Linked DNA regions of Homo sapiens: region 2 is linked to region 1. Evidence: chromatin contacts called from ENCODE Hi-C or POLR2A ChIA-PET data. All regions are on one chromosome and are shown on one strand. Each heading gives the region's core, a stretch centred on a gene start or an enhancer-like site at or near the end of the contact. The rest is flanking DNA. Distances are from core to core; before and after follow the strand shown.

Region 1 (5,897 bases), core at 1-2,500:
TGCCTTAGCCTCCAGAGTAGCTTGGACTACAGGCGTGCACCACCACACCGGCCTAAGTTTTGTATTTTATTAGAGATGGGGTTTCACCATGTTGGCCAGGCTGGTCTCGAACTTTTCACTTCAGGTGATCCGCCCGCCTTGGCCTCCCAGAGTGCTGGGATTACCGGCGTGAGCGACCGTGCTCGGCCGCAGGACGACTGTAGATGATATCGTATTGTGTGTTGAAATTTTGCTAAGAGAGTAGATTTTATGTACTCTTACCACACACACACAAAGAGGGTAGTCATTTCACAATGTCTCTATGAAATCATCATGTTGCACACCTTGTATACAACCAAAAATCAATTTTTAGAAATTGGTTTCAATCGTGTATGATATATATGTATATGCACATGTATATGAGATATTATGTATACGTATGTGTGGATATAAGACACATGTTTATGTATAGGTGGTCCCCAACTTAAAATGGCTCAACTTACAATTTTTTGACTTTGTGATGGGTTTATTGTAGCATTAAATACATTTTCAACTTACAATATTTTCATCTTACGATGGGTTTATCAGGACAAAGCCCCATGGTAAGTCCAGGAGCAAATATTTTTGCATACACAGGTATGTGTACATGATACATATTTATATGTATTGATGCTGTATCTATAGATGCATATGTGTGCTATGTATGAGGCAAATCTGCGCATGTCTGTGTACATGGTAAATATTTACGTCCGTCTGTGCGTGTCATAGACATAGAACAGGTGGGATGTAAACAGACGGGCTGGGCCTAGCTGCTCCTTTCCCGCCTCACTCGAGTCTGGCACCAGATTGGCCGCTCCCAGCCCGCTCCGGGTGCCGGCCCCTGCACCCCACCCTGCACCCCGCACCCTGCCCTGCACCCCATCCCGGCCCGTGCCTCGCACTCCACCTTTCCCGCACCCTGCCCCGCACCCAACACCTCCCGCGCCCCTCGCCGCGCTCCCCCAGCACGCACCAGGCCCCGCCCACTCCGCCGCGTGCCCAGCCCGCGTCACCGCCGTCCTCCCCAGGCTCCAGCGCGCCTTGCGGGGCCGCGCACGCTAGCGGAACCGCCGGGAAGAGCGCCGTGCCGTCAATGGCGGAGGCGCGCACGTCTGCAGGGCCGCGCACGTCTGCAGGGCCGCGCACGTCTGCAGGGCCGCGCACGTCTGCAGGGCCGCGCACGTCTGCAGGGCCGCGCACGTCTGCAGGGCCGCGCACGTCTGCAGGGCCGCGCACGCACTGACGGCTGACCGCCATCTTCCCTCCCGAGGCGGCAGTTCCAGGTGCAAGCGCCGGGTTTGCTGCCCGCTGGGCGCCCCTGCAGCGGCCCGAGCTGTGGCCGGCGTGGATGAGGGGCAGGCGAGGCAGGGCCGCCCCTCCAGTATTGCCGCCCCTCCCGCCCCAGGGCAGGGCTGGGAGGGTACAGCCCGGGGGCGGGCTCGGGTCGCCTCCCGGCCGCCGCGTCCTCGCTGCCCCGGGCCGGGCGGGCGGGCGCCGAGAGCCTCCCAGCCCGCCCCGTGCCCCGCCCGCCCGGCTGCTTCCGCGGCGGCGCTGCCCGCACATGGGCTAGGCTGCCAGGATGTTCAGCTTCGAAGGCGACTTCAAGACGCGGCCCAAGGTGTCCCTTGGCGGCGCGAGCAGGAAGGTGAGGGCCGGGCTGGCGGGGCGCCCTCGGCTCGGGGCCTGCGCGGCCGGGGCTCGGGGCTGGGACTCGGGGCTGGACTCGGGGCTGGACTCGGGGCCGAGACTTGGGGCTGGATTCGGGGCCTCCCTGGCGGGGACTCGGGGCTTCCTCGCCGGATCTCGGGGCCGCTCCGGCCGGGACTCGGGGTTGGACTCGGAGCCGAGACTTGGGGCCAGGACTCTGGCTGGGGCTTAGGACTGGACTCGGGGCCTCCCTGGCTGGAACTCGAGGCCGCGCCCGTGGGGGCCTTGCCTGTCCACTGCGCTTCGGGACCCGGGCGCGCTGGCCGTGGCTCCCTTCCATGCAGGAGGCCGGTGAACCCTGGCACGCTTTGTGCCACCCAAGGTGAACTTACCCTTTCTGGGTGTTTCCTTTCAGAAATGCGCTTTCCATGCTCGCTCCCGCATGGCATCAGGGAGTGGCTGCTTTTCGAATGCCACCTGAAGGGCGTTTTCGGTTGTAGAAGGTGAACGGCACGCATTTGCTGATGTCGATAATCTCTAAAGTAGAGGCAGAACGTCTCATGAATAGCCACGTGTTTGAATCCAAGACGAGGGCAATTATTTGCCACCAGCCTCCTGGAAACTGTGGAGAGACTCCGGACTTACATCTGTTGTGATCGACATTAAGTTGTTCGCATGGTAATTGTTTAGGATAAGGGTAGGCAAACCATGACGCCTCTGTTCTAGTCTAGAATTTCTAGCTGTCTGTCCCTGAAGACGGGCATCAGTTGGTTCACTGGAACCGCTAAGTCGTTGAACACTGTGTGGTCTTGTTCCCGCCCCTCCCTTCCCACCCCTTCCCATCATTTCTGAAATGTTCTTTAAAATGCTTCACCTAGTTTTTCTTGTCTATCAGTATATTCTGTATATCACAACCACCAGGTAGGCACATAACGCAGAGTGGGTGCTGGCAGGCCAAGGAGGAACTGCTGTTATTAAGATTGTGCTGTGGGGCTGTGTTTGGTGGTTTCTGAGGTTAGAAGGGAACCTGGGTAAAGAGTTGGGAGAGAAGTGTGCTGATAATTTTTCAGCTTTGAGGTTCGTGTGATGGTGATTGCTTGGAAGTCACTTGTGCTCCAGAACTAAGTACTGTGCAGTTAAGGGTGGTCGTGGTAGCACTTAGGGTCTTCCACGTTAATGAAAATGTTTTATGAGATCAAAGGATTTCTACAGTTAGGAGAGACTTCAGAGAATCTCAGGGCCAAATCGCCTTGCTTACAAGTTCGGAAGGTGAGCTGCAGAACATTTGAAGGAGTGCCCATTCACACAGCAAGCTAGTGGCAGACCATCTGAGACTCCATGCCATTTACACAGCGCCGCGCGGCCTCTGTTGCAGGCAGGAACACCCCACGGGCCACGGATGTTGGTCCCTTTTCACCAAGGAGTGCATCTCTGCTCTGAGGGAGTGAGATTTCTTAACTGTTGATCAGAATCTCAAGGGAAGATAGCACGAGCTGTGTAAAAGAATCACCCCTTTAAAAACAAAACTCTTTTTATTGAGGTATAACTTAAGATACAGTCAGGTTCACAAACACTAAAGAGATCCTTGTGCAAGTGAAATTGAGGAGGAAGGGCGAGAGGGAAGCTGGGTAGGGAAGGAAAAGGCGTCTCAGCTGGAGGCTAGCGTTAACCCCATCTCACCAGGAGCATGCTACAATTGGCCCTAATTGCGGCAGAGGGGTTGGTGGCTGCAGGCTGCTGCCCCTCCGGGATGAGGGTGGGAGTGTGGCACTGCTAACCCTGAGCCGAGGGCCATTCTTCTGGGAGAGAGTGGCAGTAAAGAGCCCTTAGTAGGAACTGGCAGCAGCTGGGGCATGGGTGCCCTGGCCTGGTTAAGGAATCTGGGTGGGGAGCCAGCTGTATGTACAGCTTGAAGGATTTTTGCATATGGACACTCTCCTGTAGATGGAACACCACTCACATCAAAGGAAGACCATCCCCAGCATTCCAGAGGCTCCCCTGCACTCTCACCCATTCATTACAGTCATATGTGACTTAAAGAGGGGGACGCTGTCACTAGTCCAGTTGGTTGTTGTGGGACCGTCCTAGAGTGCACTTAACAGAAACCTATAGCCAGTGTTGCCCACTGCACACCTAGCTGCTTGGTACAGCCCGTTGCCCCTATGCTACACACCTGGACAGCGTGTTTCTGTGCTGAATACTGTAGGCAGCTCTTCATGCAATGGTGAGTGTCTGTGCATCCAAACGTAGATACAGTAAAAATACAAATTATAATCTTATGGGACCACGGTGTATATGTGGTCTGTTGTCGACAGACTGAGAGGTCATTATGCCATGTATGTCTGTAGCCCCACAAAGGTGACTGTCCTTCTGACCTCCATTACTGTAGATGAGCGTTACCTGTTGAACTTCAGGGGCATGGAGCCACTCACCACTTGTCGTTTGTGCCCGGCTGCTTTGGCTTGGCTTCTGTCTGAGAGGTGGACTCCATCCGCCTCGGTGCACGGCATTGCCCTTTGTGTGAACGCACCGTGGCTGATTCTGTTTTCTTACAGACCTTTGCTGTGTGTGCCTTTTGGTGCACATAATACTCTTGTGCTGGGTCCTAGATGATACGCATGTTCAGCTGTTGTGCACACCGCTGCCACAGTTTCCCCGTGTCGCACGCCCACAGCATCTGAAGGTATCCAGGTTTCCACATCCTTGCCAACACTTGATATTGCAAGTCCTTTAATTTTAGTGAGGATGTAGTTTCTTTGTGGTTTTAATTTTGTTTCCTGACAACTAATTATGTTGAGCACCTACATATGCTTGTTTTCCTGAATTCTCTTTGACTGCCGCATAAGTCCCTTCCCTTGTTGGAAAAATGAAGTTATAGTGACCCTTTTCTCATGTCTTAAATTATTATTTGAAATCTTCCCTTTCTGGAGCTTAGTGGAAAATGGAGTGGTTACCACCTTTGAATAAGCTTTTTCTTTTTTCAAATTAAATACTTTTAGTATTTATTATTTGTATAGATCTGTGTACGACAAGTCTGACTTGAAGAAGTTGATAATCTTGTTGGGCAGATAAGACTTAAGCAATTAAAAATTAAATAACAATAGAGTAATTGCTACATTCTAAATTTCCCTTGGTCCTGATTCAGAAAAAGTAGAATTGTTTGGAGCTTAGTCCTGAAGGATGGGTGTAATTAGGATGGGTGGAAGACGAGAAGGCATTCCAGGTTCGTGGAGCGGGGTGTGTGGAGTACATGTAGATTGGATTACATTGATTCAAAGTCACTTTGGGGAGCTAAACATTGATTACACATGGACATAAAGATGGGATGATAGACACCAGGGACTACTAGAGGGGGAAAGAGAGGGACGGGGACAAGGGCTGGGAAGCTACCTGTTGGTAACTGTGCTCACTCCCCGGGTAATGGGATCATTCACACCCCAAACCTCCGCGTCCTGCAGTATATTCTTGTAACAAACGTGCATAGGTACCCCCTAACTCTAAAATAAAAGTTGAATTTTTTTTTTTTTTTTGAGATGGAGTTTCGCTCACGCTGGAGCGCAGTGTTGCCCAGGCTGGAGTGCAATGGTGCGATCTCAGCTCACCACAAACCTCCACCTCCCGGGTTCAAGCGATTCTCCTGCCTCAGCTTCCCGGGTAGCTGGGATTACAGGCCTGCACCACCACGTCTGGCTAATTTTGTATTTTTAGTAGAGATGGGGTTTCTCCATGTCGGTCGGGCGGGTCTCGAACTCCCGACCTCAGGTGATCCGCCTGCCTCAGCCTCCCAAAGTGCTGGGATTACAGGTATGAGCCACTGCGCTCAGCCTGAAATTTTTTTTTAAGTCACACTGATTTCTATCTTTAAATATTTCTGACATCGGGATACACACTGATAGCATGATGCAGTTTAATTGGGGGTATGTTTTTCTTGGTAGTGTATAGAAGAATATCACGGGGTCATCTGATTTCAAGTACAGAAATGGACTAAAACTAGCTTAGTAGGCAAAACAAAAAGAAACAAAAACAAGTTTATGAAAGGATAGGCGTGTCTGACAGAATAGAAAGGTCAGAAACACCCAGATAGCAGGTATCACCACCACAGGAGTTGCTTGTCTTTCTCCAGGAGCTGGGTGCACTCCCTTCTTCCTGTCTCCTTCATTCCTGGCTCTGCAGACTGGCTTTCTCCATTTCTCACACATGGTTTCCTAGCTTAAGCGTCAAGAAAGTTTGAT
Region 2 (5,897 bases), core at 1,822-4,321, 1.7 Mb after region 1:
AAGTTGAACAGTCTTTCGTTTTAGACCTTAGTTTTTATGAGCTGGACTTGTAACCGCCCAACAGGTTCTCCTTGCCGGCTGCTCAGACAGAGATGATTTATCTAGATAGGAAATTGCAATAGAGAAAGAATTTAATTCACGCAGAGCCGGCTGTATGGGAGACCAGAGGTTTTTTTTTTTTTTTTTAGATGGAGTTTTGCTCTTGTTGCCCAGGCTGGAGTGCAGTGGCGCGATCTTGGCTCACTGCAACCTCCCACTCCTGGGTTCAAGAGAGTCTCCTGCCTCAGCCCCCAAGTAGCTGGGATTACAGGCATGTACCACCACACCCAGCTAATTTTGTATTTTTAGTAGAGACGGGCTTTCTCCATGTTGGTCAGGCTGGTCTCAAACTCCCGACCTCAGGTGATCTGCCTGCCTCAGCCTCCCAAAGTGCTGGGATTACAGGCATGAGCCACCATGCCCAGTGGAGTTTTATTATTGCTCAAATCAGTGTCCCCCAAAATTTGAGGATTGGAGTTTGAAGGATAATTTAGTGGGTGGGGGGGCGTTGAGAAGTGGGGAGTGCTGATTGGTAGGATTGGAGATGAAATCAGGGAATCCAAGCTGTCTTCTTGCGCTGAGTCAGTTCCTAAGTGGGGGTCACAAGACCAGATGAGCCAGTTTATCCATCTGGGTTGCACCAGCCGACCCATTGAGTGAAGGGACTGAAAAATGTCTCAAGCACCAATCTTAGGTTTTACAATAGTGATATTATCCCTAGGAGTAATTGAGGAGGTTTAGAATCTTGTGGCCTTTAGCTGCATGACTCCTAAACCATAATTTCTAATCTCATGGCTAATTTGTTAGTCCTCCAAAGGCCATCTAGTCCCCAGCAAGAAGAGGGTTTGCATCATTCTCAGCAAACTATCACAAGAACAGAAAACCAAACACCGCATGTTCTCACTCATAAGTGGGAGTTGAACAATGAGAACACATGGACACAGGGAGAGGAACATCACACGTGGGGGTCTGTCGGGGGGGGCTGGGGGATAGCATTAGGAGAAATACCTAATGTAGATGACGGGTTGATGGGTGTCGCAAACCACCGTGGCATGTGTATACCTATGTAACAAACCTGCACGTTCTGCACATGTACCCCAGAACTTAAAGTATAATAATAATAAAAAAAGAGAAGGGGGTTTGTTTTGGGAAAGGGCTGTTATCTTTCTTTCAAAGTTAAACTATTCTACGACCAGGAATGGACAAGGACAGCTTGGAGGTTAGAAGCAAGATGGAGTCAGGTTAGATCTCTTTCACTGTCATAATTTTCTCAGTTCTAATTCTTGCAGAGGTAGTTTCAGACTTAAGTTGCAGATCTAAAGTTACAATTGGCGTGTCTTTGTTTAAGTGAGGACACACATCTTGAAAGGTCTCCAGGCTGGCAAAACATTTACACCTGGGAGACTGGTGGGGGCCAAGGTGCCCGGCCCTGCCTTCACGGGGGCCTGGCTGGCAGGAGCCTTGCAGCCTGCAAAGCAACAGCTGTGCATTTGGAAGAGGGTGTTGGGCGACTCGGCTTGCAACCACCCAAGGGGTTCACCTTGCCCGCTGCCTAGACAGAGCCTATCGAGATGGGGGAATTGCAATAGAGAAAGAGTAATTTACACAGAGCTGGCTGTGCAGGAGACTAGAGTTTTATTATTACTCAAATCCATCTCCTTGAGCATTGAAGCATTCAGGGATCAGAGTTTTCAAGGATAACTTGGGTGGGGGGAAGCCAGTGAGCCAGGAGTGCTGATTGGTCAGAGATGAAATCATAGGGAGTCAAAGCGGTCTTCTTGCCCTTATCAGTTCCTGGGTGAGGGGCCACAAGATCTGATGAGCCAGTTTATTGATCTGGGTGGTGCCAGCTGATCCATCAAGTGCAGGTTCTGCAAAATATCTCAAGCACTGATCTTAGGAGCAGTTTAGGGAGGGTCAGAATATTGTAGCCTCCAGCTGCATATTAGAAACTACTCCTAAAACGTAATTTCTAATCTTGTGGCTAACATCAGTCCTACAAAGGCAATCAAGTCCCCAGGCAAGAAGGCCTGCTTTGGGAAAGGGCTGTTACCGTCTGTGTTTAAATTATAAAATATAAACTAAGTTTCTCCCAAAGTTAGTTCAGCCTACTGCCAGGAAGGAACAAGCACAGCTTGGAGGTCAGAAGCAAGATGCTGTGGGTTAAGTTACACCTCTTTTACTGCCTCAGTCATAATTTTGAAAAGGCGGTTTCAGGCTTTCAGCCCTAACTTTCCCTTTGGCTGAAGGAGTTCGGAGGTCCTGAGAGTTTTTGATTTTCCCTTACGTGTTGTATAAAAACAGTCTCTCAACGTTGATTCCTGCCTACCTTACTGCTTGTTTTTATCAAAAGACGACATATGGGAATATAATTTGTTAAGTGCAAAGCCTTATTCAAATGTAAAGCTCTTTTCTTTTTTTTTTTTTTTTTTTTGAGACAGAGTCTCGCTCTGTCGCCCAGGTTGGAGTGCAGTGGCGTGATCTCCGCTCACTGCAAGCTCCGTCTCCCAGGTTCACGCCATCCTTCTGCCTCAGCCTCCCGAGTAGCTGGGACTACAGGCGCCTGCTACTGCGCCCAGCTATTTTTTTTTTTTGTATTTTTAGTAGAGACGGGGTTTCACCGTGTTAGCCAGGATGGTCTCGATCTCCTGACCTCATGATCCACCCGCCTCCGCCTCCCAAAGTGCTGGGATTACAGGGGTGAGCCACCGCGCTCGGCCTCAAACGTAAAGCTCTTTTCAATATCTGCTCTCCCTTTCTATCTTCCCCGACTGTCAGTCCGGTCCCGTGGGAACCCGGGGCGGGTTGGGGCGAGTCAAGAGCCCCTGCACCCCAAGTCAGGGTACTGCACCTACCCCTTGGGGAGACCAACGACCGCTCGGTCCTCTGCTGCTCCTGCCTGGCGGTTGCTAGGAGCCGGGGAAGCGCAGGCGCATTGGGAGGGGCCGCGGGCACGCCGAGCAGCGACCACTCGGCCTTCCCCTGCTCCTGCCTGCCAGGTGCTAAAAATGCCGGGGATGCGCAGGCGCACTGGGAGAGGCCGCAGGGCACGCTGGGCAGTGCTTCTGGGCCCTCTGCTGCTCCTGCTTGTCGGTTGCTAGGCGCTGGGACGCGCCTCCCGAAGGGTGCGGGGCACAGGTGGCCTCTTCGGGGTGGACCGCGCCTGGCCGGGGCCGAGGACACCGCGGCCGCCCGGGCCTGCGGGAAGCGATGGAGCCCGGGAAGGTCGGTGCGGCGCTGGGTCTGGGCGAGGGGTGGTCGAGCTTCGCGGACTCCTTCGGGCGCCGCTAGCAGCGCCGCCGCCGCCCTCCCTTTGCGCAGCGGTTCTCTCGGCCGGGCCGGGGCTTCCCGGAGGAGCCGCGGTGCCTCCGAGGCAGGAAGGGAAACGGAGGCGCGGCTGGCCGTCGGCGCGAGGGATGGCAGGACGCCGGGCTCCCGGCGGTCGGGAGAGGCGGTCTGTGCAGCCTCAGGCCTGGGGTCGCCGCCGCGGCCCGTCTCCTCGCGCCCGGCCTGGAGGCGGCCTCGGCCCCTGCTGCGGGGCCGGGGTGGCTGAGGAGACATATTTAAAAGTTTATTAAATTTTAGCTGACTTAAGTTTAAATATGACTTGTCACAGTTTAAGAGGTTGAGAGAGTGCAGCCTGGGTGCTTGAGTTTGAATTCAGGATTTTGTATTTACTTGTATGACCTTGGCAAACTCACTTAACATGTCTTGTTTCCTAATTCATTCAATGGGCACAATAATAATAGCAACATTATAGGGTGTTTAAGAAGGTTAAGTGAGATATTATGTGTAAAAGTGCATAGACCAGTGCCTGCTTTCATTAACACTCAATAAATGTTAGATATTACTGTATTATTCTTATCTATTGATTCCCCACTGAAAGATGAGGAATTTAATTTGCATACATTTTCTTCTACCTTCACTCCTATTATTTTTTCCCCATCACTTACCTTTATGTGTTGAATAATACTCCTTAATTTGTATTTTATGTTATATAAACCTTAGGTTTTTGTTTTTTTTTTTTTTTTGAGATGGAGTCTCACTCTGTCACCAGGCTGGAATGCAATGGCACGAACTTGGCTTACTGCAACCTCCGACTCCAGGGTTCAAGAGATTCTCCTGCCTCAGTCTCCCGAGTAGGTGGGATTACAGATGTCCGCCACCAAGCCCAGCTGATTTTTGTATTTTTAGTAGAGATGAGGTTTCACCGTGTTGGCCAGGATGGTCTTGATCTCCTGACTTCGTGAGCCACTGCACCCGGCCTTTTTTTTTTTTTTTTTTTAAAGATAATTCCCCTTGTCGCCCAGGCTGGAGTACAGTGGCACGATCTCTACTCACCGCAACCTCCAACTCCTGGGTTCCAGCGATTCTCCTGCCTCAGCCTCCCGAGTAGCTGGGATTACAGGCAGGTGCCACTATGCCTGGCTAATTTTTGTATTTTTAGTAGGGATGGGGTTTCTCCATGTTGGTCAGGCTGGTCTCGAACTCCTGACCTCCGGTGATCCGCCCGCCTTGGCCTCCCAAAGTGCTGGGATTACAGGCGTGAGCCACCGCGCTAGGCCAACCTTAGATAGTATTTTTTAACTTTCCCCTAGTTAAGATTAAGAAGCTACTGCCCTGCACTCCCCATTTCTCCCTAAACCCACTAATTTCCTGACCCTGTCATCTTCTATGCTATTCTCTTTACATTTCTTTAAGTTACTCTGTAACTTACATTGTCCGTGATTTGTTTATAGGTTGATTTTAAAAATGAAAACCAATAAACACTATAACATCATGGTTATATACGTTTTCATTGCAGAACCAAATAGTCAGATTGGACCAATAGATACAATGGAGTCCTGTATTCTAAGCTCACTCTACTCAGGGAACAATGTTTCTGGTGTCAGGGTCAAAGGGGTCATCTTTTGTTACATTCAGTTAATGTACCACAATGAAGTTTGCTTATCATTTGGACCATGTCTTTCATAAATGGCCCTATTTGCCCTGTTTTTTTAGTTTTGGCAAAAAAGAACATAAGCTGTTTTAAATTTTTAAACCTTATGATGTCTTCTAGCTTATTAGTGTCATATTACCTGTTTAATGAAATTCTCTTAAATTCTTCCCAGAGCTCACTGACTTTATGTTCTCATCAGGACAAATTGTTTTCTAGACATGCACAGAGCTATGATCTGGGAATTCTTTCTCATTGTGCTTCTGGGTTAGGCCTACTGTTTCTTGGATCAAGTGTCTCCCTCTTTTTTGAAATCTCCATGCTTTTTCCAGTGGAGTATCCCCTCCCCCCACTTTCCTCTCCCCTCCCCCCTCCCCTTTCCCCTCCCTTCCTCTCCCCTCCCCTTTCCCCTGCCCTCCCCTTTCCCCTCCCTTCTCCTCCTCTCCCCTCCCCTCTCCCCTCCCCCCTCCCCTTTCCTTTCCTCCCCTCCCCTCCCCTTTCCTCCCCTCCCCTTTCCTCCCCTCCCCCCCTTTCCTTTCCTCTCCTTTCCTTTCTTCAGAGTCTTGCTCTTTCACCCAAGTTGGAGTGCAGTGACACGCTCACAGCTCACTGCAGCCTAAACCTCCCAGGCTCAAGCAACGCTCTTGCCTTGGCTTCCCAAAGTGCTGGGACTACAGGTGCGAGCTACCATGCCTGGCCTGTCGCATACCTTTTTAGACAAGAGTATATGTGGGAAGAAAACTGTATGCCCTAAGAATATCCTTATTATACTGATAGATTGTTTAAGAGTTTGGCTTAGCATAGAATTCTAGGAGCAAAATAATTTCCCAGAACTTTGAAGATGGTTTACTTTTGTCTTCTAGCAGTGTGTTTGGCTGATGAGATATCTTTGTGAGTAACATTTTCTTTCTCTCCAGAAGAT

Evidence for each region. A loop is a pair of places that touch in the nucleus more often than their neighbours do. ChIA-PET counts read pairs that join two places held with the same protein, here RNA polymerase II (POLR2A). Pooled maps may share reads with other maps.
Region 2: a loop to region 1 is called in a map with no recorded cell type, with 18 times the contacts of the local background. The contact joins the promoter of DYNC2I1 here to the promoter of UBE3C in region 1. A Hi-C loop is called at or near these places in 2 of 37 single-sample maps with no recorded cell type and 9 of 50 pooled maps. POLR2A ChIA-PET finds 5 or more read pairs at or near these places in 2 of 52 experiments (Caco-2 and GM12878).

The regions. Positions count from the first base shown.
Region 1 is chr7:157,137,676-157,143,572 of GRCh38, forward strand. It overlaps UBE3C (ubiquitin protein ligase E3C), which reads left to right and starts at 1,251. Exons shown (of 23, transcript NM_014671.3): 1 at 1,251-1,663. The coding sequence starts at 1,598. RefSeq lists silencers at 743-1,092, 1,373-1,762, 1,813-1,882.
Region 2 is chr7:158,853,487-158,859,383 of GRCh38, forward strand. DYNC2I1 (dynein 2 intermediate chain 1) reads left to right here and starts at 3,072. Exons shown (of 25, transcript NM_018051.5): 1 at 3,072-3,264. The coding sequence starts at 3,250. It overlaps LOC124901796 (a long non-coding RNA gene), which reads right to left and starts at 3,036. Exons shown (of 2, transcript XR_007060627.1): 1 at 2,895-3,036; 2 at 1,652-1,910. RefSeq lists a silencer at 3,128-3,597 and an enhancer at 3,948-4,489.